2 separate regions of the Mus musculus genome follow, and region 1 is linked to region 2. The links are chromatin contacts, found by Hi-C or POLR2A ChIA-PET in ENCODE. All regions are on one chromosome and are shown on one strand. Each heading gives the region's core, a stretch centred on a gene start or an enhancer-like site at or near the end of the contact. The rest is flanking DNA. Distances are from core to core; before and after follow the strand shown.

Region 1 (7,720 bases), core at 547-3,046, 41 kb before region 2:
AAACTCATCATGGAGGTTTTTGGTTAATTTATTGACTCTAAAGGCCCAATACTTTTTTTTTTTTAACTTAGATGTGCTCACGCCCACACATTCACACAGTTCCATGGCAGTGAAGAAGAAATCTTCACATTCCAAATACATCTCAGAGAAGCAGGATGGTTAAGAATTCTCAATATTTTCACATTACTTAGAGCACTGTAGGTAGGTTACCCTGGCCTCATTCCCAGACTTTAACAGTAGGGGCCTTGTGAAATGCTAAACGATGTGTAGAACAGTATTTAGGCTCTCTAAGAGCCAATCCGTCAAAACATTTGCTGCTTTGAAAATGTGTTCTAAAAAAGGGGGGGGGGCATATGGAACTTATTACTGTGCTTGGTGGAGTTCAGGCTGCAGCATCCAAAATAAGCACGGAACCTTTTGAGGACACCATCTTACCTAAAGATGACAGGGCCTCTGACACTGTCCTGCCCTGACCGAAGGGTATGGAAGACTCATGGGAAATGGCAGGCTTCTAAACATTTGGGGGTGGGGTGGGGGTGGGGATTGAAAGGTTAGACTAGCACAGCGCTAGGTAGAAACATTAAACAGAACAAAGAAATAAGATGAAAATGGAGTGTAGAAAGCGTTAAGGAGCGCACAGCTGGTATTTCTCCATCAGCAACTTCCAGCTTAGTCTTCAGACCATAATTAATTAAGATTTATGAACAAATAATTCAGTGACTTACTGCTATATATTTAGGTGGAAGTTATGATGTGTAGCTACATACTTTGGGAATTCGATGGGTGGAAGAGAAATTAAATTCTTTGAATACCAAGGAGAAAATATTTTCATGATGAAGAAAGCAGCCAGGAGCATCGTCATTCTCTTCACCACTTACTGCTTCTCTCCTCTTACCTCTAAGTTACCTGGTGTGAGAAGGTAGACACAGCAAACTTTGCCTGCCTTATTTAATTGAAGTATTGAAATATCAAAGGAAGCTGAATGGTGGAGTTTGGAAAGGTTTTATTTACTTTTCTTTGAACCACCATAGCATTTGCTGAACCCACTACTAAGAGAACACAAAGGAAATGCTATTATCAGTCCTTGCAAACCAGAGCCGAAGTCTGTGTTTGAAGCTGAAAAGCCTTAAGCTCCGTGCTGTGTTTTATTATGCATAACTGAAATTCTTCACAGTTACAAAAGTGTAAACTTCTCTTGATTACATCAATATGGACTTGGAACAAGGAGAGGTACAGGTCACTGTTGCTGGGAAGATGCTCTGTGGCCAAATTTACTTGTGCTTTGAAGGGATAAAAGTTAGTCTATGAAGTATGCACTCTTGCAACCCCTATAAAATCCCTGTAAACATACTACTTCTAACTTCTTTAGGACCTCCCCCTGAGTGCTTTCATTTGCCCCCTTGTAAAATCTCCCATGCTTGAAATCTCCTGATGGTTTCAGACACGTCATTTCTAGAGTGTTCGACAGTATGAAGTGCACTTCGCAGGCCACTCTGACGGTTTACGCTCTTGCAGTGATGCTGCTCGCTTCTGCTCCACACCTTAGTTTTCATGACTTCGTGATCTGTGTTTTGTGTTTTATGACTGCTTCCTTGGGGAACTATCCTGCCCCTAAAAAAAAAAAAATGACAGGAATGATCCACATAAGTCCATAAGAGAGGCTATAAAATAAACATTATACCATGTGTGGGGTAAAAAAAATAGAACTGCAAATAGCTGGTCTCACTTTCTGGCATTTACACACATGGCCATCTGTTTGAGGACTGTTTTAGTTGGCTATTATCCAGCATTTATGTAACTGGCCAAGTCGAAGGAAATGACATCACCAAATTTCCTGATGACTGTCACTGGAGCCACAAATTTTTGGGGAGAAACAAGTTGCTCAGTAAGAAGAGAGACTTCTTAAATGTCTCTTCTACTTTCACTTTTTCCGGGCATACAAGTGTTATAAAACATTTTTCCTCCTACCGATGTCTATTTTGTGCTAATGGCTCTCAACAATGTTTACTATTTGGTTTGGAGATTCTACCTTTTTATGCTGTAGGAGTATTAGGGAGAAAAATACGACTTTTGTTGAGTATAGACGTCTGATCGGGAGCTGAGGAGGTGGCTCAGTTGTTAAAGCACTTGCTGTGTGTGTGGGAGGCCGCACCTGAGTTCACATCTCAGAATCCTACAAAGGATAGATATGGGAACATGTGTCTATAATCCCACGATAGCTACTATGTGAGATGGTAGTTGGGGGCAGGGTGATCTCTGGAAATTTAGGGGTCACCGCAACTGTGTAGCAGCTGATCACAAGGAATCCTGTCTCAAACAAGGCTAACATCATAGGTTGTCTTCTGACTACCACACATGTCCCAGGCACGCATGCACTCGGAGATTTAAAAATGCAATATGATCAGAATGTAATGAAAAAGAAAGTCGAAGTGACAAACTTTTGTTGTTGTCTTAAAACTGCATCTAAAATAATTCGGCAAACATGTAATCAGCCTGTTACCCTGATTCAAGCCCAGTCTTGGAGGTGCGCCTGCAGAGAAGGACTGACTGAAGAGGGAACTTTGGGAATTACACTTGCTGATGACAGGGAGAGATCAGAACGAGGAAGTGCGAAGGTTTCAATAGCATAATTTACAGAGCCTCTTAGCTCTGAGGGTAATCTGTACCACTGGACCAAGGAATCCTTTTATATGATTCCAAAACTAAACCATCTCTGGGGAAGCCTAGCAGCTGCTTTTAAGGTTCACAGTTGTATGGGGAAAGAATTAGCTTTAGAAGACTTTAAGGATATCTGCTCCTCTAACTCTCTTGGGAATTCAGATCCGGCTGAATGCGCATCTAAGCAGGAATCCCTGCTCCCATGCTAAACATTTTGGAATTTTGAAATGCCTTCAGATGACTGTAGTTGATTTACTGTGTCCTACCATAACTGAGCGTAGAGGCTGCCTTAGCCTGAACCGGAACTCTTCCAAGCCAGGGTGACCTAATCATTTAAATACCTGCCTGTGTTTGTTCGTGATCACCTTTCCCTCTTTTGTCTCTCCTCCATTTCCTCTTCCTGTCCATCACTATGGTAGGAGTCACTGCTGTTGGTACTCCACCTGAGTTCCTCTGTGAGCTGGAGCATCTATCTATCTGCTACATGGGTGTTTCAGAGTCCTTTCTGGATGCTTGTTAATCTCTGATGGCAGCGAATCACCTGCTGAGAGACTTCAAGACCACCATTCTCTCTATGTTCCTATGGTGGTCATCGATTGGGGGTGGCGAAAGCTTGGCTACCTGTTCTGAGGGTAACAGAGCTCTGATGCTCCGAGCTCCTGTACATCAGCCAAAGGTTCATATTCTTTCAAGATTCTTTCTCCTTCTCTTTCCATCTTATTTAACCTTGTCTGGGGGTTCTTTCCTAAAGATTGCTCTCCAGAAACCACAAGCTTTAGAAGCCCTTTCTAAGGTTCTCTTGGCAGCTTCCTCCTTCCCTTACTTGAAACACTGGTCATTGGCCAGGGTACCTGAGAACCCTGTGAAGGATCAATACTCAGGTGCCTTCAGTGTGCTGAGAAGAGTAATTAGAGGAGACAGCAAGGTGGAAGCTGAACAGGCAGGTTTTTGAAGTCAGTGGTATTAAGGTGAGAAGTTAAGAAGGAAGGTAATATTGGTAAATATTTCCACCAATAAAGGTACTTGATGGACATCGGAAGGGTGATGGGGATTGCACAGACAGATTTTAAAAAATGTACTTGGATTTTCTTTTTAATAATTTGTTTTTGACACTAGGCATGGTGGCTCACACCTGAGAGGCAGAGGAAGGCAGATATGTGTATTTGAGACCAGCCTGGTCTCCACAGTGAATTCTAGGGCAGCCAGGGCTATATAGTGAGAGTTTGTCTCAAAAAGACAAACAAACAGGGGCTGGAGAGATGGTTCACGCTTAAGTACACTAGCTGCTCTCCCAGAGGATCAAGTTTCAATTCCCATTACCCACGTGGTAGCTCACAACTGTCTGTAACTCCAGTCCCAGAGGGTCTGAGGCCCTCTTCTGGCTTTGAGAGTATTGCACTCATTTAGCACACATAAATACAGGTAAAACATTTATACCTGTAAAACAGATGAATAACAACAATAACAGAAACACACACACACCCTTAAAAAAAAACCCAATGTAGCCGTCTCTAGTGGTATAACTTGGTAAGTAGAGTCAGAAGGATCAGCCATTGAGGTACTCTTTAGTTGCTTGGTGAGATCTGGACTAGCTTGGGATACCCAAGACCTTTTAACAACCCACCCCTACCTGCCACCTTCCTGGTCAGAGCACAGGTGTCTGCACAGCCCGGGAGGCTTCTGCCTCACGTTCTGCGGGGGTCACCTTGGTTCCGAGACCCTGCGGCCGGCGGTCTGCGGGTGAGAGTGTGGAACACAGAGGCCAGCAGCTTCTGGAACGGGCGAGAGCCACAGAGCCTCTGAGGCGGCACCATTTCCGGCTCCAGACAACCGGCCACCTTCCTGGTGAGAGCACAGGGGTCCACCCGGCCCAAGAGGCTTCTGCCTCACGTTCCGTGGGGGCCACCTTGTTTCCGGGACTCCACGGCGGGCGGTCTGCGGGTGAGAGTGTGGAACACAGACGCCAGCAGCTTCTGGACCGGGTGAGAGACACAGAGCCTCTGAGGCGGCGCCATTTTTGGCTACAGACAACCTGCCACCTTCCTGGTCAGAGCACAGGTGTCCGCACAGCCCGTCTGCAGGCCAAAGCAACACAGCTTCTGGGAAAGATCCTGTTTTGGGCCTTCATCTTCCGCCAGGAGGAGGTCCAAACACCAGATAACTGTGCACCTCCCTGAAAGAGGAGAGCTTGCCTGCAGAGACTGCTCTGACCACTGAAACTCAGGGAAGAGAGCTAGTCTCCCTGGTCTGCTGATATAGTGTAACAAAATCACCAGAGGAACAATCTCTAAACAGAGACAACTATAACAACTAACTCCAGAGATTACCAGATTGCGAAAGGTAAACATAAGAATCTTACTAACAGAAACCAGGACTACTCACCATCATCAGAACCCAGCACTCCCACTTCGCCCAGTCCAGGGCACCCCAACACACCTAAAAAGCTAGACCTGGATTTAAAAGCATATCTCATGATGATGGTAGAGGACATCAAGAAGGACTTAAATAACTCACTTAAAGAAATACAGGAGAACACTGCTAAACAAGTAGAAGACATTAAAGAGGAAACACAAAAATCCCTTAAAGAATTGCAGGAAAACACAACCAAACAGGTGATGGAATTGAATAAAACCATCCAAGACCTAAAAAGGGAAGTAGACACAATAAAGAAAACCCAAAGTGAGGCAACAGTGGAGATAGAAACACTAGGAAAGAAATCTGGAACCATAGATGCGAGCATCAGCAACAGAATACAAGAAATGGAAGAGAGAATCTGAGGTGCAGAAGATTCCATAGAGAACATCGGCACAACAATCAAAGAAAATGGAAAATGCAAAAAGATCCTAACTCAAAACATCCAGGAAATCTAGGACACAATGAGAAGACCGAACCTACGGATAATAGGAGTGGATGAGAATGAAAATTTTCAACTCAAAGGAACAGCAAACATCTTCAACAAGATTATTGAAGAAAACTTCCCAAATCTAAAGAAAGAGATACCCATGAACATACAAGAAGCCTACAGAACTCCAAATAGACTGGACCAGAAAAGAAATTCCTCCCGACACATAATAATCAGAACAACAAATGCACTAAATAAAGATAGAATACTAAAAGCAGTAAGGGAAAAAGGTCAAGTAACATATAAAGGCAAGCCTATCAGAATTACACCAGATTTTTCACCAGAGACTATGAAAGCCAGAAGAGCCTGGACAGATGTTATACAGACACTAAGAGAATACAAATTCCAGCCCAGGCTACTATACCCAGCCAAACTCTCAATTACCATAGATGGAGAAACCAAAATATTCCACGACAAAACTAAATTCACCCATTATCTCTCCACGAATCCAGCCCTTCAAAGGATAATAACAGAAAAAAAACAATACAAGGACGGGAACCATGCCCTAGAAAAAACAAGAAGATAATCCCTCAACAAAACTAAAAGAAGACAGCCACGAGAACAGAATGCCAACTTTAACAACAAAAACAACAGGAAGCAACAATTACTTTTCCTTAATATCTCTTAATATCAATGGTCTCAACTCCCCAATAAAAAGACATAGACTAACAGACTGGCTACACAAACAGGACCCAACATTCTGCTGCTTACAGGAAACCCATCTCAGGGAAAAAGACAGACACTACCTCAGAGTGAAAGGCTGGAAAACAATTTTCCAATCAAATGGTCTGAAGAAACAAGCTGGAGTAGCCATTTTAATATCGGATAAAATCGACTTCCAACCCAAAGTTATTAAAAAAGACAAGGAGGGACACTTCATACTCATCAAAGGTAAAATCCTCCAAGAGGAACTCTCAATTCTGAATATCTACGCTCCAAATGCAAGGGCAGCCACATTCATTAAAGACACTTTAGTAAAGCTCAAAGCACACGTTGCACCTCACACAATAATAGTGGGAGACTTCAACACACCACTTTCATCAATGGAAAGATCGTGGAAACAGAAACTAAACAGGGACACAGTGAAACTAACAGAAGTTATGAAACAAATGGACCTGACAGATATCTACAGAACATTTTATCCTAAAACAAAAGGATATACCTTCTTCTCAGCACCTCATGGGACCTTCTCCAAAATTGACCATATAATTGGTCACAAAACAGGCCTCAACAGATACAAAAATATTGAAATTGTCCCATGTATCCTATCAGACCACCATGGCCTAAGACTGATCTTCAATAACAACATAAATAATGGAAAGCCAACATTCACATGGAAACTGAACAACACTCTTCTCAATGATACCTTGGTCAAGGAAGGAATAAAGAAAGAAATTAAAGACTTTTTAGAGTTTAATGAAAATGAAGCCACAACGTACCCAAACCTATGGGACACAATGAAAGCATTTCTAAGAGGGAAACTCATAGCTCTGAGTACCTCCAAGAAGAAACGGGAGAGAGCACATACTAGCAGCTTGACAACACATCTAAAAGCTCTAGAAAAAAAGGAAGCAAATTCACCCAAGAGGAGTAGACGGCAGGAAATAATCAAACTCAGGGGTGAAATCAACCAAGTGGAAACAAGAAGAACTATTCAAAGAATTAACCAAACGAGGAGTTGGTTCTTTGAAAAAATCAACAAGATAGATAAACCCTTAGCTAGACTCACTAAAGGGCACAGGGACAAAATCCTAATTAACAAAATCAGAAATGAAAAGGGAGACATAACAACAGATCCTGAAGAAATCCAAAACACCATCAGATCCTTCTACAAAAGGCTATACTCAACAAAACTGGAAAACCTGGACGAAATGGACAAATTTCTGGACAGATACCAGGTACCAAAGTTGAATCAGGATCAAGTTGACCATCTAAACAGTCCCATATCACCTAAAGAAATAGAAGCAGTTATCAATAGTCTCCCAGCCAAAAAAAGCCCAGGACCAGACGGGTTTAGTGCAGAGTTCTATCAGACCTTCAAAGATGATCTAATTCCAGTTCTGCACAAACTATTTCACAAAATAGAAGTAGAAGGTACTCTACCCAACTCATTTTATGAAGCCACTATTACTCTGATACCTAAACCACAGAAAGACCCAA
Region 2 (7,761 bases), core at 3,157-5,656:
GCAAGCCACTTTTCCTGAATCTGAGTTATTTCCTTTCCTACAGAGAAAAGTTGCTGCCATCACTTCCACCGCTTTTGTAATGGCCTTTTGTGTGTACCGTATATTCCTTAAGAGAGGAGTTTTTTAAAAAAATGTCTCTTCCTTTTTTCTTATTTAGGCAAGAATTGTTTACTCTAAAGGAAAAAAAATGTAATGTTTTCAAAAATCTGCATTTGTGGAGATTTCTGGTACAAGAGAGTTCTCTTTAAAAGGTCCTTTAAACAAGCGTTTTAAAAATCTAAACGTAAGAGAAACACACTCTAAGCCCAACATCACCCGAGTATTCAGCAACTTCCTTATCTCCTGGGCTCTTCTTCAGCTTGATTTTTGATCAACCTTTCTCTAATGGTTAACTTTGAAGTTTGTCCGGCTGCCTTGTTATCCTGTCCTGATAGGCTTTGTACCAGGCTATCCTGATAGGCTTTGTACCAGGCTATCCTGATAGGCTTTGTACCAGGCTATCCTGATTGATAGGCTTTGTACCAGGCTATCTTGATTTTATTCCTCAGCTACCCCATCTCTCAGCTGTCTTTGTTAGGCCCTCTTTGGATCCTCTAACTGACATGTTCTTTTCTCTCTGTCATCTTTCTCCATGGGTAACTGGACAGTCCCCACATGTCCTCGCTGACCTTCCAGACTCATCTATCTGGTCACCCGCTGTTGTTCTCACATTCAGCCTGACTGGGCTGCTCTGAACTCCAGTCTCATGCCTCCTACAAAGATCTTAAATGTCCCCTAAAGTCAACGTGACCTAAGTGAAGTCAACCATTTCTGCTTTCCTCGCTTATTTCCAGACACGAACATCCAATGACAAGACATTGGGTCACCATGCCTTCATTTTCTTGTCTGACATCCCACATGTGTATTCCCCTGATCCCATTCAATTGCTCTCACCAGCTCTCTTTCTAATTATGCCTGAGTGATTATCTGGCTGCCTAGTTTCTTACCTGGGCTACGCATAGATCTAAACACAAGAGAAACACAGTCTAATCAAGCCCAACTTCACCCAAGTATTTAGCAACTTCCTTATGTCCTGGGCTCTTTTTCAGCTTGTTTTCTGATCATCCTCAATAACAAGAAAACACCCAATGTTTATTTCATCTGTTCATTCTAACCAAGAGATTATGTAGAATGTGTACAAATGCAAAAAAAAAAAAGTGACAGAAAGGGGAAATAATTAAATTTTCATGCCAGAGATTTATTATAAAACAACAAGAAAAAAGATGCTCATTGTCAGCTATTGGATGGAACTCAGGGTCCCCAATGGAGGAGCTAGAGAAAGTACCCAAGGAGCTGAAGGGGTCTGCAACCCTATAGGTGGAACAATATGAACTAACCAGTACCCCCGGAGCTCGTATCTCTGGCTGCATATGTAGCAGAAGATGGCCTAGTCAGCCATCATTGGGAAGAGAGGAGCCTTGGTCTTGCAAAGTTTATATGCCCCAGTAGAGGGGAATACCAGGGCCAAGAAGTGGGAGTGGGTGGGTAGGGGAGCAGGGTGGGAGGGGGGTATAGGGGACTTTCAGGATAGCATTTGAAATGAAAATGAAGAAAATATCTAATAAAAAGTTGAAAAAAAATAAAGAAACCACCCATGAAGTATTCATTTGACTTGAAGCCTTTGATATATCCCCATTTCAAATAAAGACTCCAAACTCCCTCATATATCCAGCTGCTGTTGCTTTGCCATGGCCCAGATTCCACATCCTTACCTACCACTGCAAAGGCACACACACTAACTTTGAGATGACCTTTGCAAGTGTTTTCTTGCACACACTGTTATTATCTCTACTTGAAATTATTCCCTTTTTTCCCCTGCCTAATAATTGCTGTTCCCCACAACCCCAAAGTTAGCTCAAATAATCCACCTGCAGCTCTGAGTTCGTGTTATCAGTTCTTGCACTAAAGCTCTCCCACTGGCCCTACCTATGCATTAGCAGTATGGGCTTTGGATTTTAAATGCTAAATAGTAAAAAGTAGTGTTTAGAAGGCAGGGGATGTCTTCTTGTTTGGCTTGTGGCAGGCCTTTGCTTGCTATTTGCTGACCACACTGAACTAATGCAAGTCTTAACCGCGGAGGAAGCGATTTCAAGTACCAGCTCTACGCGTAACGGCTACGTTTTCTCCCTTCCAAAGAACTTTATCTGCCTTCACCCTTTTCATACATAACTGGAGAGTCTTCTGAAGTTTATGATTCAGACCGGAAGCAAGGGCAGTGAATATGCAGTGCCTGAATTGAGAGTCTGAGGAGTCTGTCAAAGATGAGCTAGTAGTGAGGCATTGGCCAGCTCTTACCTGCCTTATTCTTTATACAACATTATTGAGCACAAGACAAAAGAGGTCAGGTCCAGGAGCTACAGAATACTGTGTGCACACAGTCAAAGGCAATTTCTCTCTTTCCCAGAGGGAAGAAAAATGGGGGTACCCAGCCTTCCTCTCTACAATCTCTTGTGGAAGAGTACTCAGAGAACTGTTCCCTTACTCTTGATCTAATTTAGTCAGTTGCTGAGGAAAGACTACAGGTTTGCCTGCGTGTCACGGCAACAGAGGAGATCACTTTTGGAGAAAGAAGGGATGCAAGAAGCAGCAGTCACTCAGTTTAAAGCCAAAACTGGGGATTCCTGGGGTTTAACAGGATGCTACTTAGCACGTAAGTGAGTTTGCTCAATTGCCTTACCAAGATGGGGTTCCAGCTGCAAGAAGATATGGAATGCACGTGCCCAGAATTAGGACTTGAGTGGTTTGGAGATGTGAAATCAGATTTTCCAAATCACTAGGCCTAAAAGACTCAGCTCTGCTCTTCAGAGAGAGTAGAAGTCAGGGGACCTGATTCTCAGAGAGCATCAATAGCTAGCCTATGTTAGCAAATAAGTAGCAAGATTACAGGCCCCCAACAGCTACCACAGGGAGATGGAGAAAGACACAGAGATAAATGGATAGAGTGCAAGGAAGGAGAGAGAGGAAGGAGAAAGAGAAACTTTGATAGCAGCAGATGAATATGACATCTCTTTCTATTTTCTTTCTGTCTGGCCCCTCAGCTCCTGCCTCTTGAGAAGTAATACATACCTACTCCAAAATCCATGTGCTTGGAGTATAAACATTCAGAACTGCACCCGGGTCTCTGAAATAGTCCCCTGAACTGATTCAGGACTTCTATCTTTTGAAACCTCCACATCATACTCCTGCAGACATTGCCTATATGGCATCCCAGACTTATATACAAGCAATGTTAGTAACAGTTGGATGTTAGCTTTGTAAGGTTGCATTCATAGGGTTCTATAGATGCTGGAAGCAACTGAGTACCCAGGGGTAGGTGAGACTGAGAGTCCTTTGCAATGCTGATAGTCACGTAATTCTTAACTTGGCGGGGGAATTACATTGTGTGGATGTAGTGTAGGACTTCAAACACATTGGTGAACTCAGAGTCAAAGATTGGTTGTGATGATAATCAGTGTGTCTAGCTTCCCTGTCTTACTCCTCCTCAAGTTTTAAGTGGATTCAAGCAATTTGAAAACAAAGGCGTATCGAACGGTTAAGCGATTTTAGCAGCCATGACTCAGCAAGGGCAGGTACATTTGGGTGATATTTTTGCAATGGCTTTTAAGTGCTCTGGGTGTCCCATTTAGACATCCATGGGGCATCTCACTACACAATGACCTGAATAATCATGAAAGAAGGCTGGGCGTTGCACATTTCTGGAAATCTATTCAAATATCTAAGCCCCCGCCCCCTTTGGATTGAAAATGAAGCATGAAGGCTTTGTATTAAGTAAGAAATATAAATGCAACTTGTAAATGTTTCAAGTTTTAGCTAGCCTCAGAAACGATACCTAAAGTTGCCTGCATTCAGACAGCACCCAGGTCCGAGAGGCCCGGGATTTCTTTGTCATCACAGCGCCCCCTGCTGGTTCAGGATGAGACCTGCAAGACTGCTTGCCCGTTTCCCTTCAGCTTTTCAGGGCCTCTGGAAACAAGGCTGGAAAACATTATCCTCAACTGAACCGTAGCCAGGAAAATCTCAGGAGGGAATTCTTTCCTGACATAAAATTAAACCTGGCTTCAGCATATCTGAAGAGGGGAAAGAAGGAAAACTTACTGTTGATGTTTCTTGGCTTGAGATTTTTTTCTCCCCCTTGTTCTTAAAGCAACATTATTTTTAAAAGCTGAAACGAGACGTGCCATCTGCCAATTTGGCCTGTCCCTCCATTCCCTTCAGTTCACATTTCACTGTCTTGTCCCAGTCCGTCCTTTTGCCCTACTCCAAAAAAAGTTGTTTAAGTGAACAAATGCTTTTCAACTCATCAGTAGGAACAAGTGGAGAGAGTGTCTTTACCTCGCACAGCAGGGAATCTGGCCTTAAAAGTTCCACAAAGTTCCAGGGATTGCGTCACCGATGTGGTAGCTTTAAACCACTGACTAACCAGGTCTGCCCATAATCTGACCAACAGATCTCTGTCTCTTGAGAAGTGGCTCAGAAGCACACGACCCTCAGCAATAGATGTTCAAGGGCGGACTGGGTGCACTGCTGAGTTAGAGCCAACAACTTGAAGGTTAAAGAGCGGGAGGGGAGGGCTTTTCCTGCCCGCCTGTTCCTGTGCTAGATGGTGCAGTGGTTATGTGATCTAGTGATTATATATGATCTAGTAATTATATGATCTAGTAAGGCTGAAGACTGTCCACTCAACCCCTGATGTGTCATGGTGTTAAAACAAAATCAAGCAAAACAAAACAATAACAACACACCTGCACGGGGGTATTTATGACCTGGGAAGTGAGACATTCCTTGTATTTCAGACATACTTGCCAAGTTAGTGCTAATCTGCGGTCATCTCTTTGTCTGGCATGACTGTTTTATTTATTTTTTCCCCTCCCCATCAAAAGCTATAGTCTGACTTATCACTCATCGCTGCCACCATTAAATAATAACAGGCAGTGTCCACTGTCCTGTTTTATTGCTTCAAGAAGAAAAAAAAATCCTGTCCTTGTAACGTTGTCGTGACACTTCTATCATGAGTTGGATAACTATTTGCAAGAGGCTTTTAATAACTTTTTATTGTGTTTCACGGGTCAGTTTGTCTGCCCATACACCACTATCAATATGCCTTCATTGATACTTCATTGGATCACTTCCATCACGGGAAGGGCAGCGCCTGGTCCTCACAGGAGGATCCTTGCTCTCACTGTGGATATGCTTTACCCATGTTTGACAGTCGGCCATCACTTCCTGTCTGGACCATTCAATATTCTCCCTTCTCCCCATGCCATACCGACGTTTACACTGGCGATAGTGTAATGTAAGTCTAATTAAATAGTAAGCATTTGCATTTTATCAATTTCTTATTGGTGGTAGATTGATCTATTCTTACTAACTGTATAGGCTTCCTTTCTACAAAGCGAGGATATATCCGCATTGCTATGGAATTTTCAGTGTTTCCTGTGTTTAGAGGGTATTCTCTGCTCTATAGCTGGCACGGTTGACCACGTGACTTGTTTTGGCCAATGAGCTATGAGCAGACATGCCACGTGGCTTATCTGCACTCTTCTAACACTGTGGTATGTTTCTGGAAGTCCTGTCCCTTGGGAAGCCCCTTCAGCTGAGTACAGAGTAGTGTGAGAAGGCACAAGAAAGAATCACAGCGGCGGTCACAGCCACTACTGGGCCACACGAATGATAAACAATTGTGTGTTTTGCAGGCCACTGAGATTTGTTTGTTGACCAGTTCGCGTCCCTTCACGGTGGAGTCCCACACTCCCCTTTTGGTCCTCCGAGGAACTGGGACAGAGCATGTACTTTACGTGCCAGCCAATGATGAAACATGTCCAGCCTCTAGATTCTCTTTCTGTGCTTAGTCTTTTCCAAGCTCAAACGGCCAGTTCCCGGTCTTCAGTAAAGCTTACTTTTGAGATCTTTCCAGATAGCTCAAAATATCCCTCTCCCATGGAAACTTTATATACATTGGTTCGAAATGAGTTTTTTTTTTTTTTTTCTTTCTCTGAATTCCCACAAGGACATCATGCTTACGGTTCCTGTCACTCAATTGGTTGATAGTCATAAGCAGTGCTCTTTATTACACAGCAGATGCTATTTTTTAGACCTGTTGCGTTGGCTTGGATATGCTAAGGTGGACTAAAATGAAAAATATTGACTAGGGGTGGGGAAAGAGCAAGCAGGATAAAAAAAAAAAAGGAGGGGGCAATAGAAAGTGGTAGCATCCCACAGTGGGTCTCATGGGTAGGGAGAGGAGGCAGGGGAGGAGGACTAGGTAAGAGTACCACCGACTGCCGCTGCATCTCAAAGCGTGTTTAACCAAACCAATGGATAACCTGTCATCCAAAGCCATACTGGGGAGGATCCAATAGCTCACAGTCATCGGCCACACCACTGAGTTGCCATGGGCAGCTAGCAGCTCTGTGCACTATTATGGTCAACCACAGCTGGGGTTGTGGCCAATCCTGCTTATATGGCGTGATAGCTGAGTAGATTATTTTCATAGGAATCCCCTAAGTCTTTTGAAGTCAGTATTGTTATCATTACTGCTTTTATAAATTTTAATTTTTAATTACATCTATGCCCATGTATCTGTTTGATGGGTGTGTTATGGTTTGAATATGTGATGGTTTGAATATGCTTAGCCCAGGGAGTGGCACTATTAAAGAGGTGTGGCTTTGTTGGAGCAGGTGTAGTCTTGTTGGAGGAAGAGTGTCACTTTGGGCATGGGCTTTAAGACCCTCATCCTTTCTCTGTGGAAGCCAGACTTCTCCTGTCTGAATTTAGATGAAGATGTAGAACTCTCAGCTCCTTCTGCGTCATGCCTGCCTGGATGCTGCCATGTTCCCACCTTGGTGATAAGGGACTGAACCTCTGAACCTGTAAGCCAGCCCCAATTAAATGTTGTCCTTATAAGAGAGCCTTGGTCACGGTATCTGTTCACAGCAGTAAAACCTTTACTAAGACAGGGGGTATATGTCCAGTTGCCTGTAGATGCCAGAAGGAAGCAACAGATTTTCTTGGAGCTGGGATTATAGGCTGCTGTGAGCTGCCTAATGTGGGTGCTTGGAACCTATTTGGGTCCTTTACAAGAGTAGAATATGCTCTTAATCTCTGAGCTCCATTTCCAGCCCCTATCACTCTTGTTTTAATGGGAGGAACAGAGAACCAGAGAGACTTCGGAGAGTTCTTTATCCTTTCATGATGGAGCCAAAGCCCATCTTCCAAAATTATCACATGGTGTCATTCATTTTGGTATTGTCTAAGTGTATGAATGAGTAAGTACACTATGGGCTGTCTATAAAATAGTAAAAGTCTGATAGGTTACACTGTCTTAGTTATAGTGTTACTACTGTAAATAGACACCATGACCAAAGCAACTCTTATAAAGAACAACATTTAATTGGGGCTGGCTTACAGGTTCAGAGGTTCTGTCTATTATCATAAAGGTGAAAGCATGGCAGGATCCAGGAAGACATGTGACTGGAGGAGCTAACCAGTCTACATCTTCATCCAAGGCAGGAAAAGACTGGACTCCAGGGAGCTAGAATGAGGGTCTTAAAGACCATGCCCACACTGACACACTTCTAACAAGGCCACACCTACCCCAAAAAGGCCACACCTCCAAATAGTGCCACTCCCTGGGCCAACCATATGCAAACCACCACATACACCTACCCCTGTTTTTGTTGACCTGGAACTGCAAAATATACTTTGCAGATTTGTGGGTGAGAG

The links. A loop is a pair of places that touch in the nucleus more often than their neighbours do. ChIA-PET counts read pairs that join two places held with the same protein, here RNA polymerase II (POLR2A).
Region 1: a map of heart shows a loop between it and region 2 (3-fold over the local background). The contact joins two enhancer-like sites. A Hi-C loop is called at or near these places in 4 of 37 maps with a recorded cell type or tissue (all heart). POLR2A ChIA-PET finds 5 or more read pairs at or near these places in 1 of 5 experiments (Patski).

Annotation. Positions count from the first base shown.
Region 1 is chr15:6,272,831-6,280,550 of GRCm38, reverse strand. No RefSeq gene overlaps it. Among named protein-coding and RNA genes, the nearest start is that of Gm16311, 33 kb to the left of the region's middle. Within about 2 kb of position 1,796, at least 1 of the 3 ENCODE cell types and tissues checked has a DNase peak (open chromatin) inside an H3K27ac peak, as active enhancers do.
Region 2 is chr15:6,234,555-6,242,315 of GRCm38, reverse strand. No RefSeq gene overlaps it. Among named protein-coding and RNA genes, the nearest start is that of Gm16311, 71 kb to the left of the region's middle. Within about 2 kb of position 4,406, at least 1 of the 3 ENCODE cell types and tissues checked has a DNase peak (open chromatin) inside an H3K27ac peak, as active enhancers do.